Linked DNA regions of Mus musculus: region 1 is linked to region 2. Evidence: chromatin loops called from intact Hi-C (ENCODE). Cell type or tissue: gastrocnemius. All regions are shown on one strand. Links, peaks and the distances in the headings refer to the core of each region. The heading gives the core; the rest is flanking DNA.

Region 1 (5,464 bases), core at 1,191-3,690, 270 kb after region 2:
GACACTCAAGCTTGGTGTTTTGGCTAGAGGACTGGACAGGACGTCCCACGGGTCTGTCTGTCCCTTTCTCCCAAGCCCTGCATTACAGATGCATGCCACCATGTCCAGCCGTCCAGCTTTGTGTGGGCGCTACAACTATGAACCCCGGTGTACATGCCTGTACAGCAAGCAGTTCACACAGTGAATAGACCACCTATCTCCCCAACCCCACAAAGACAGCATTTTGAAAGACAAAGAGACATGTGTAGAAACCACATTCACAATCTCTTCTAAAGATAAATCCAGTATCTATTGGCAGCAACTTAACCCTAAGACAGGTCTAGTGAAGGCAGACAAAGCTCAGCAGGAGTCCCTCACACATATTTAGCACAGAATATATTTAGGGAAGGGAGTAGAAATTATGAAGTAGTCAATAAGACATCTACCTTATCTGGACACAGTAGCTCACACACAGAATTCCATCGCTCTGAAGGTTAACACAGAATTGCCCTAGAGTCTGAAGCCAGCCAGCCTGGACTACACATTGATCTCTAGGCTCACCTGGACTATAGTCTAAGATTCTGCTAAAGAAAGAAAGGGTGGGAGAACAAGAGAGGAAGACTGCACACTACACCTCCAATTCCTTCAATGCTCTGAGCCCGGTCAGTCCCTTGGGGTGCACAATGGGAAGCTAAGCTGGGCTTTCCCTCCATTTATAGAATGCCACAGAGACACATTCAAATCTTGACCTTACACAGAGGATGCTTATGGGAAACCAACTAACTATATTCTAGAAATACAAGATTAGCTATTGCACACACTCCTTTAACAAACTAATGCTGAGCATGTACCAACGTCTCTCTCCAGTAGGGCCCTTCACTCATTACTGACCTGCTTCCTTTGTTAATGATGTGAGAGAAGAAAAAAGAAAGGTAGGTGCCTTCGTTAGGGTTACTATTGCTATGATGAAACATCATGACCAAAGCAATTTGGAGAGGAGAGGGGTTTATTTAGCTTACAACACTTCCATATCACAGTTCCAAACTAACAAGTACAATAAGCTTAAAATATAACTTAATTATTCCCAGTAACAATAAGGTCTTAAAAAAAGGCACTATATCTTAAAGGTAACTTCATTTTTGGGAGCAAGGAGGTCCAAAGGTAAGCTCAAACAGGTAATTTTACAAAGAAATCATTCTATTCCATTCATAACAGTGTCAAATTATTTAGTAAGCCCACTGGAAGATGCCTACATATAAGTCTGGATTATACATGACTTGCCATACCCGCATACCCACACAAAATCAAACTTACCAAATACATAATAACAAATACATTATCTAAAACAGCAATTCTGTAGGTGTTTTAGTCTATGGAACCTTTCGATGCCCCGAAGTTCCATTCCACACATTACAAAAGAGCCTGCCATGACAAAGACCTCAAGCACGAATATACAAAGAACGGCAAAAACAAAAACAAAAAACAAAAAACAAAAAGAACGCCCCTACAGCCAAGTTCACAGCTGGCACTTGTGGCACACTCAAGACACTGCCGAGGCAGCTGTCACAGGCCAATCACACACACACACCAAGAGTGCCAGCGTGACACCTCAAGAAGGCAGGCTGATGGTCAGCGCAGGGGTGTTCCCGGAATAAAGAAAACCCTAAACCCTTGCTCCGGAAAGCACAAAGCCTGGCCGACTCCCTGAACTCCCTTCAGAAAGTGAAAGGGTGGTGGCTGCGAAGCAATTCCTTAGCAGTTAACAGCCGGGGTGAGAGGGGGTTTTGTGTGGCACCGGGGAGAAAGGAACCAAGCCGAGCGGTGCAGTCATCAGGTCTCCAGCAGCAGCAAGAGAGGGCGGCTCTTCAGCCCCAGCCGCAGCCCCCTAGCCCCAGCCGCAGCCCCGGCCCCGGCCCCAGCCCCAGCCCCAGCCCCGGCCCCGGCCCCGCGGCCCGGCCTCTCCCCCAGCCTCCGCCCCGGGTCACCGCCTCCCGACGCGGCCCGTGGCCGCCGCGCTCCTACCTTCGCCTTGCCGGCTGCCAGCTTCCTTTGCCTCTCCTCGTCCTCCATGGCGTCTGCAGGGTAGGCTGGGACGCAGTGGAGAGGAAAGATCTGTTTAGAAAGAGGCGGACAGAGCTCCGTGGCCACCCGGGACACGCTGGGCGCTCACCGGCGACTCGTGCCGGCCTGCACGGGCCCCGCGGTCACCGCCGCCATCTTCGTCTCCACGTAAACACACGGCGGCCGGCGGGGCGGAGCGGGCGGGCGGGCGGCCGGCGCAGCCGCGAGCGTGGCCCGGCAGGTGCTTGTGCGCGCCCGGCTTGACCGGGGCGGAGGGAGGGTCAGGGTCCGGCGGCCCGACACCCACTGCTCCGGGGACCCGGTGCTCGGAACACGCCGCGCTGCATTTCCAATTCCAAAGCGACCGCGGCCTCACAACAAGGAGCCGCAGTGGAAAGGGCGAGGGCGGAACCTCCCCCCTCCAACCCGGGGAAGCCTGATCCTTCCTTCACCCCAAATCCCTCCCTCAGTTCCCCCACAGGTTCCCTCTCAACCCATAGTCTTCTCCTTCGCCTTGCGCTGGAAGAGCAGCCTACGGTAGAGCCTTCTCCCAACTCTTTGTTCTCTGGAGTGAAGCTGAGACACTCCTAGGGGCTTCCTTCTCCTTGGCAACTGTGTTCCTAAGGAACTCGAATTCGGAATCTAAGTTGGGAACAAAGCCAGTCTACCCTAACTTTCCCTCCTCCAGCCCCCCATTAGTTATTTATTCACTTTACATCCTGACCTCAGCCCCCCTCTCCTCCCATCCCCCCCACCCCACCATGACCCCTCCTGGCTTACCTCTCTCCCCTTCACCTCTGAGGTAGACATTACCTCAGGTAAAGGGCTGGAAAAAGGTTTTCCAAGCAAAAGGGACTATGTTAACTTTGAACTTTAAAGACCTTAAAACAGCTATGGTTCTCTGACTTTACCTGGAGTTCTTGGACGAGCTGCCTAATATTTATGACTGCTCCTGGAATGTGAAAACACTCAAACCTTTGTCCTTTCTATTTCTTGAAATGGCTACTGTGAAAGATTATGCCCAATAAACTTTGTTACATTTTATTGAGCCGTGCTTATAAATCGATTCTTAACATCTTTCCTCCCCCACCTGCTCTGGCAATCCTTTCTTTCCCTTCCCTCACTCCCTCTTTCCCCTCTCCTGCCCCTCAAATCCATTTCTGGAGTGAACGAACCATTTTAGTGTCTCAGATTGAGCCTTTCTTCTTTGTTTTAACATAGGTTTGGACTGAAAAATTAGCAGGTAAGAACTAAAGATATTAGTTTAATCATAGAAGTAGTGTTAACTGGATATACATATGAAAGGGGGAGACTAAAAACCTTAGCTCTATCAGACACCAAAAATGTTTCTAGTACCTGTAATTTAGAAATCTTATATTTCAAACATAATTGTGCCAACCTAAAACAATCAAGTGTGTATTTGCCCCATTTTCTCAGCTGGAATTGGGGACGTGAGAACAGACACCTCATCATAAGAATAAAGGAAAGTAAAAGAGGCTGATCTAAGAGAGGCGTGTTTTTCTCGGGAGCCCTTTGTGGCTCCAGGTCTAGAATGAAGTGTTCTAAACTGCCTGGAGTTAAGTGATGCTCGGTTGATTCTGATTGCCTAGGAGGAGCAAGCCCAGGATATCTGACAGACTTCCTGTTTGTTAATGGGCTCTCCTTTCTCAGTGGCTCAGCAGGTCAACTCTTTGTTGCAATCTGTTCCATCTTAGTAACTAAAGATGTTAGTGATCTGCTAAATGTTGCAAGATTATTTCTGCATTTCCCTTTAGATCACTTATATCAATTATATGTACCTGTCTCAGGCATAAACGCTGCTCAGTGACATAGCTGATCTATTAGAAGGGCACATCTGTGGAATTATGGCCATCTCTTATGATACCTGTTCAATCGTGTCTCCATGTCATGTATTCATATAATTCAGACAAAAGGAAAATGGTGGTTTATATGCCTCCTTTTATAGAATAAGAAACAGAAAGCTTGAATGGTTAAACCACTTGACAACTTCCCATGGTTAGGTAATGGAAGTCATAGCTAGTGCTGCCAAGCCGTGAATTTGAGTCTTTTTCTATTTAGCTGTCTATGTCTCCAAACAATAAAAAAAAAAAAATTAAAAAATAAAAAGGGTCAGGATTTGCAGAGGCTCTTTTGTATGTGTGCTCTGAGTGCACACGTATGTTTACATGTGTGGAAGTCAGATATGTATTCATGTGCTTCTGGATGCTGGAGGTTGGCCTTGGGGGCTTCCTTAGTCACGTTTCACATGTGGATGGAGGCTGGAACTAAGACCTTGACAATGCAGCTACTCTAACTAGCCAGCTTCACGGGTCCTACCCATCTCTCCCTCTTGAGCTTGGGGTCACAAGCATGTTACTGTGACTGTTCAGCATTAACATGTGTGGGGTGCAAACTGTTCCTCACACGTGTGAGGCAGACACTTTTCCTACTAAGCCACCTCTGCAGCCCCAACAGTGGGGTTTTAAGGGACTAAATATATGTTTATAAAATGTGCTCAATAAAATAAGTTTCAAAATGAAAGTCCTTTAAAATAATAACTTATAAGACAGAACTATAACCATTAAAGTGACCTATAATCTAAATGAAATCAGAGAAATTTAAGGTACTACTATTACCAAGGATGCAATTATAGGCCAATAATCCAAGAGAGTGCAATTAATTACTGACTAATAGAATATATGAACACAAAATTCAGATCTGCAAGGTCTTTTACATCAGTAAGTAGTTGCAATATATTAAACTGTGAGTTACCAAATATTATGGCAAAGGCCCATGTAGTCTTTCTACTCAGGATAAAATACATTTACTCTTTTTTTCCCCTTTTTCTTTTTTATTAGGTATTTTCCTCATTTACATTTCCCATGCTATCCCAAAAGTCCCCCATACCCTCCCCCTCACTCCCCTACCCACCCATTCCTACTTTTTGGCCCTGGAGTTCCCCTATACTGGGGCATATAAAGTTTGCAAGTCCAATGGGCCTCTCTTTCCAGTGATGGCCAACTAGGCCATCTTTTGATACATATGCAGCTAGAGACAAGAGCTCCGGGGTACTGGTTAGTTCTTAATGTTGTTCCACCTATAGGATTGCGGATCCCTTCAGCTCCTTGGGTACTTTCTCTAGCTCCTCCATTGGGGGCCCTGTGATCCATCCAATAGCTGACTGTGAGCATCCACTACTGTGTTTGCTAGACCCCGGCATAGTCTCACAAGAGACAGCTATATCAGGGTCCTATCAGCAAAATCTTGCTGGTGTATGCAATGGTGTCAGCGTTTGGAGGCTGATTATGAGATGGATCTCCGGATATGGCAGTCTCTAGATGTTCCATCCTTTTGTCTCAGCTCCAAACTTTGTCTCTGTAGCTCCTTCCATGGGTGTTTTGTTCCCAATTCTAAGAAAGGGCAA
Region 2 (5,464 bases), core at 1,388-3,887:
TTCTCCACAGATCCCACCGTTTTGAAAGACTTTCAGGAGTGCGTGTTATAGCTCGTGGATATCTTGATATGATGCTACCAATCACTTTGTCACTAGCTCCCTTGGACAGAAGGAATATCTTCAGCTCCTGCTCATTCGTAACAGCCTTGTTAAAAACTCCAGGCTGTCGCCTCCTTGCCATGTCGATATCAACGCCCATGGTGACTAAGTTGCTCAGCAGGTCCTCCCTCTCCTCCTCCAAAGACTCCTTGTCCTTACTGTCGCATTCCACACTAAACGTCCTGAATGAAATCGACTTGAGGAAAACTTCTGCTGAATACTGAAGCATCCAGCCTCTTAAATCAAAGAGAAAGTTTCTTCTCACACACCAGATGTTTCTTGATGCCATAATCATCAGGTAGCCCAAAGTTTTTCAAATGCTGTGTAAAATAACATATAATGTTAACATACAATATTATGTGACTAACTAATGACAATATCCGGATCCTTTAAATGCAAGGGGCCTCTCCAGGAGAAAGCATCCCGCCCTCCAGCTCTCCTGGTTCTGCACTCACCTCCTGCCTCATGGCTTCTGTTGGGTCCCTATGGACTCAAGGCTCTTCCTCTTTGACTTACAGAGAAGCAGAACACCATGCTGCCCCAAGCTGCCCTGCCCTTGTATTGTTCTTTTAGTTCACTGTGCCTGCTTTGACTCTCCAGAATCATTTACTCCTCTCCACCTCTTCTCTTTTCTGTGGTTTCTGACATCTTTGGCTTGTTCCTAAGAAATTGCCCTTTAATTACAATTCAACTTTCAACTTGCCAGATGTCTGAACTGAACCTGCCACAGACACTAGATCTCTTTGCTTCTGGCTACCTCAAACTCTAAATGAAGCTCTAAAAAAAACACACTTCAGATTATCTAATTTGCATCTTTAATGTCTTTTTTAGACATATGATACCCTTTAAATGGATCATACACACACACACACACACACACACACACACACACACACACATCTGTAGACAAAAGATGCCAACATTAATCTCTATCTCAGTTTTCCAAACTGTTTTCTTGGTTGCAATGCCATAATTCTAAACTCATTTCCATCTTCATATTGATATAGTTGAGGGATGGACTGTAATTCAGAGGTAGGTCAGTGATACATTATATATCCTTAGCATGCATGAAGATTTGAGTTCAATTCCCCAATACCAGAAAGGAGGAGAGAGCAATTAATTTTCTAATTCAAAGTTGTTAGGTCTTAAACCTGGGACAAGAGTTTGCCAAGAACACTAGCTGAAGTATTCATTAAACATATCAAAGTTGACCTGGCTGCCAGGTTCTCCCATCATCCCTCAGTCCTTATCTGTTACAAGGTCCTCCTGGCTGGCATATCCCACCTCTACCCTGAACTCTCCAGTCAGAGGCTGGGCTGCCCATCCCCCTCCAGCCATTTCAGCAACGCCAGGCCTTTTGTTCCTTTTTGGCCTTTTTGTCTCTTGGCTGCTGCTCAAGGTTGCCCTCTCTTCCTGTCCTCTCCTCCCTCCTCACATGACCCAGCTCAGTCTGCCACTCATATCCACTCTAGATCCTTCTAGATGCCTCTGGCTGTTTTCTCCCTCATATATACAATCACCCTTCTGTTACAACAAATCCAGGAACAGCCATGTCCTCCTTTAATTTTTTTTTTCCAGTCAAGGGTGTGGGCCCCAGTAGATCCAACATTCTGATGATGGCCATATAACCAAATGAATACAGACAATACTAACTGAATTTAATGGCTTTAAAAAAAAGAGCTCTTGACTCTAGCTGCATATGTATCAAAAGATGGCCTAGTCGGCCATCACTGGAAAGAGAGGCCCATTGGACACGCAAACTTTATATGCCCCAGTACAGGGGAACGCCAGGGCCAAAAAGGGGGAGTGGGTGGGTAGGGGATTGGGGGTGGGTGGGTATGGGGGACTTTTGGTATAGCATTGGAAATGTAAATGAGCTAAATACCTAATAAAAAATGGGAAAAAAAAAGAGCAAGAACAAAAACTTCAATGGTTATGGAATGGGATGTGAATTTAGGAGGAGCTGGAGGAGTGGAGTGAATGTGATCAAAATACACTGTATTAAATTCTCAATTAATTAATAAAATATACATATAAAAAGAAAAAGAAAAGAAAAGAAAGAAAGAAAAGAAGAAGAAGAAAGAAAGAAAGAAAGGAAGGAAGGAAGGAAGGAAGGAAGGAAGGAAAAAAGAAAGAAAGAAAGAAAGAAAGAAAGAAAGAAAGAAAGAAAGAAAGAAAGGAAAAGAAAAGAAAAGAAAGAAGGAAAAGAAAAGAAAGAAGGAAAGAAAGAAGAAAGCAAGCTCTATCTAGCATGTACAATCCAACCTTTTCCCTTCCAGATGCTCATGGATGACCTCTGCTGGATAACTGGACAGAAGACTATCACATTACAGTCAGCCAAGTTTTATAAGAAGCGTTATAAATAAGCATGCAAAATTATCCAATAGACAGTATCAATTTTCAATTATACTTGTCTTATCCTGTGACAATTTCTATTTTACATACATTTTATAACAAATACAATATGAATAATAAATTTTTAAAAATCAGTCACTAAGGATACATATACTAAGTCTATCAGCTTGAAGATTACTACCAGACAGCTCATTCCTTTCAGATGATTAGCACCACGGTAAACGATAAACATGACACAGAATATTCAACAGAAATTCTAATACCAATAAAATAAGAAAAAGGTTTGCTAAGACTCCTAAGAAAAGGGTAAAAAAAACTATTAGTTTGTTAGACTTGTCACAAGTAGATTTTTGTTTCTCTTTATATAACTTATCCTCCAAATAAATATTTTCTAAATGTATCAACATATAAAGTTGAACTGAGCATCCATGCAGCACCCAAAGTAGCGCTCCTCTGATTAATGTCATTGTGGTAAGCACCCCCAGGAGGGTTTTACATTCTCTCTCTTCCTTACCAAATCAACTTCACTCAAAACAGCAACAAAGCAATCTTGTTCCTGCCTATTTTAGTCTCAGTGTCCTTGCTGTCTTTTCATTATTTTTAACTGACATAACAAATAATGGAATCTGTATCTATCTTCCCAAAGTCCCTCTTTTACTTTCATGTCACACACATGAGTGTGTGTGTGTGTATTCTCCATTAGAAGCATGTCCTATTGTTTTTCCTCATAATTCTCATATTCCCATCACCTTCTCAGTAGATGCTCTCTCCCCTCAGCACTTACTACTACTATCTTATCAAACTCAAAGCTCACATATGAGCGCACTCGCAGGCGGGAAAGCACGTGCACTTTTCTGAGTTAAATTGTCTTTTCTTTCAGAAAAGAAAAAGGGTCATTTTCATGAACCCAAGTTGTATTTGCAAGTCATTGTATAAACACAATGTCCTTTTAAAAACAGATTGTTGAGCTGAATTTGTAACCTCTGGCAAATTAACTATCCCAAGACAAATTTTAAAAAAAGCAAATATCGAATAATTGCCTTCAATCTTCCTCTAAAATAAACCATTTTCTTAAGCTTCGTTAAATTTCATGAATATCACCAACATCTTGGTGACTGTAACTACCGAGGTTCAAGATGGAAGATTTATGTCCCTGTCCCTTCCCGTCCCCTCCACCCCACCCCATCCCACAGCTGGAAAGCTAACAGGTGTTTAAAGAAAACTGCTAATCTTTGGGAATTCCACAATCCCGCTACTCTTTTGACACAGCATTTAAGTGTACAGGGTTGTTTTGTTTTGTTTTGAACAGAACTACATATCGATGTCGACTTTGTCATAAGAGACTTTAGATCTCTCCAGAAAAGGTAAAAACCGATGTTTCTACCACCACACCACTAATTTGGAAAAGAAAAAGGCAAAAATATCGCCAGTGTAGTAGAGAATAAAGAAGTCCAGGTCAAATCATTTTTGTGAGATGCACGACCTCTCGCAAACTAAACATTTCTCAGTCATAATAAAAAGAAAACGGCAACGCATGGGGGGAAGGTAGCGGAATCGCAAACGCACTTTAATACCAGAACCCCACGTTACACATACATTATTTCGTAATGCCCTATATATACAACAACCTAAGGGTGGGCACTGTCCCTAAAGTTACAAATTCCGAGCCAATGCCGAGCTCTTTGCTGTACGAAGTGTGGAGGGCTTGATGAGTCTAAACTCAGAACCGCCGTAATCCCACATCGAAGGCTCGCCTTCCCTCGGGCAGTTCTGCAATGGCCTTTAGCCATTCATCGCCCTGTCTAGCAGAGACTCGCAAGCCGCTCGCAAAGGCTCCAGCAGCTCCCCAGCCCCAGCCCGCACACTGCATCCGCGCTCCTACCAACGCTCCCGGTAGACACCTTTCACTTCCGCCTCTGGACGCCCGGGAGGGAGCGGAGTGCGGAAGTAACGGCTGACTTCCGGCCTCGGCCTGGCGCAGAGGTGACGTCACTAGCCCGGCGCGCTGTGCCTAAATCCTCGGCCGCCTGACCGCGGGAGCCCAGCAGGGGGCGGCTGAGACTGTGGCTGCGGGGACTCTGGGCTCTGGGCTGGTTCGAGACCACAGGGCGGCGCCAAGGCTTCCCTCTGGCTGGGGCTGAGATTCTGCCTGCACCAAAGAACAGGTTCGGTTTGATCTCTTTCTTTTAGGTTGCTTTATAGACCTTGGGGGTCTTTGTTTGTTTGGTAGGTTGGTTGGGTTTTTTTTCCCCCAAATTCTTCTGCATTTTTCTGTTTGGTTTGGTGTTTGTAAGAATAAAGATTTCTATTTGGGAATTTAAATTATTAATAATCAGTTTACTCAGAAAGTGAAACTACTGATCACAGCTTATTCCTTGCCTGGGATTACTCAGTAGCTATTTACGGTGCACGTGTGGCTTGCGGAAAGCAAGACAACCTCGGCCTTCTGGACCGTAACTCCCATGGTCTCGCTTCTGCCAGAATATTCTCTCCTCAGCATGCCCCATGGATTTTCATTTATGAACACCAGGAGATGGCTTTAGTCCTCTTGAAAGTGATATCAATGAGGAAAAGGTGCAGCTGAGATATTGGAGAGGTTGGGAAGACGAAGGGCAGGGAGGGAAAGATGAGGGGCAAAGAAGAGAAAAAGAGAACTAGGAGCAGTGTGGTAGACAATGTTTCCCAAGAGGCTGTTCTGGGGTTCTCATCTTCCTTGAGGGATGTTGTTGTTGTTGTTGTTGTTGTTGAGACAACTTTGTATCAAAGTTGTGCTGCTATGCAAATCTCTCTCCTTTGCCATTTCGTTTTGAAAGGATAGTGACATGTGATGATGCTTGTGATTTTAGATGACCTCACTTGGAAGGAGGAGAGTAGGGAAGTCTACATCAAGATAAACCCCTCCCTAAAATTAGACTTAAAACCCTCAGGACTTAGACTCAATGTGTAGATCAAATGCCATGTCTGTGCTATCTTCAGAATTGTCCCTGTCCTCTTTTAACCAAAGATTGAT

What was found. Peaks named below come from ENCODE experiments on the same cell type or tissue, not always from the same donor. Only the 100,000 strongest peaks of a DNase experiment are listed, where the experiment ranks them.
Region 1: a loop joins it to region 2, with 2.9 times the contacts of the local background. A loop is called at or near these places in 3 of 42 quality-filtered maps.

What each region holds. Positions count from the first base shown.
Region 1 is chr5:3,925,028-3,930,491 of GRCm38, reverse strand. It overlaps Akap9 (A kinase (PRKA) anchor protein (yotiao) 9), which reads right to left and starts at 2,306. Exons shown (of 48, transcript NM_194462.2): 1 at 2,002-2,306. The coding sequence starts at 2,049. It overlaps Gm51438 (a long non-coding RNA gene), which reads right to left and starts at 1,903. Exons shown (of 2, transcript XR_003955841.1): 1 at 1-1,903. In gastrocnemius, for the core only: no CTCF peak of the experiment used is centred there; DNase peaks (open chromatin) are centred at 1,663 and 2,245; H3K4me3 peaks cover 1,776 bases; H3K27ac peaks cover 1,592 bases.
Region 2 is chr5:4,191,291-4,196,754 of GRCm38, reverse strand. It overlaps Mterf1b (mitochondrial transcription termination factor 1b), which reads right to left and starts at 4,388. Exons shown (of 2, transcript NM_001042670.1): 1 at 4,337-4,388; 2 at 1-419. The coding sequence starts at 394. In gastrocnemius, for the core only: a CTCF peak has its summit at 2,391 (motif pointing left); a DNase peak (open chromatin) is centred at 1,440; H3K4me3 peaks cover 491 bases; H3K27ac peaks cover 336 bases.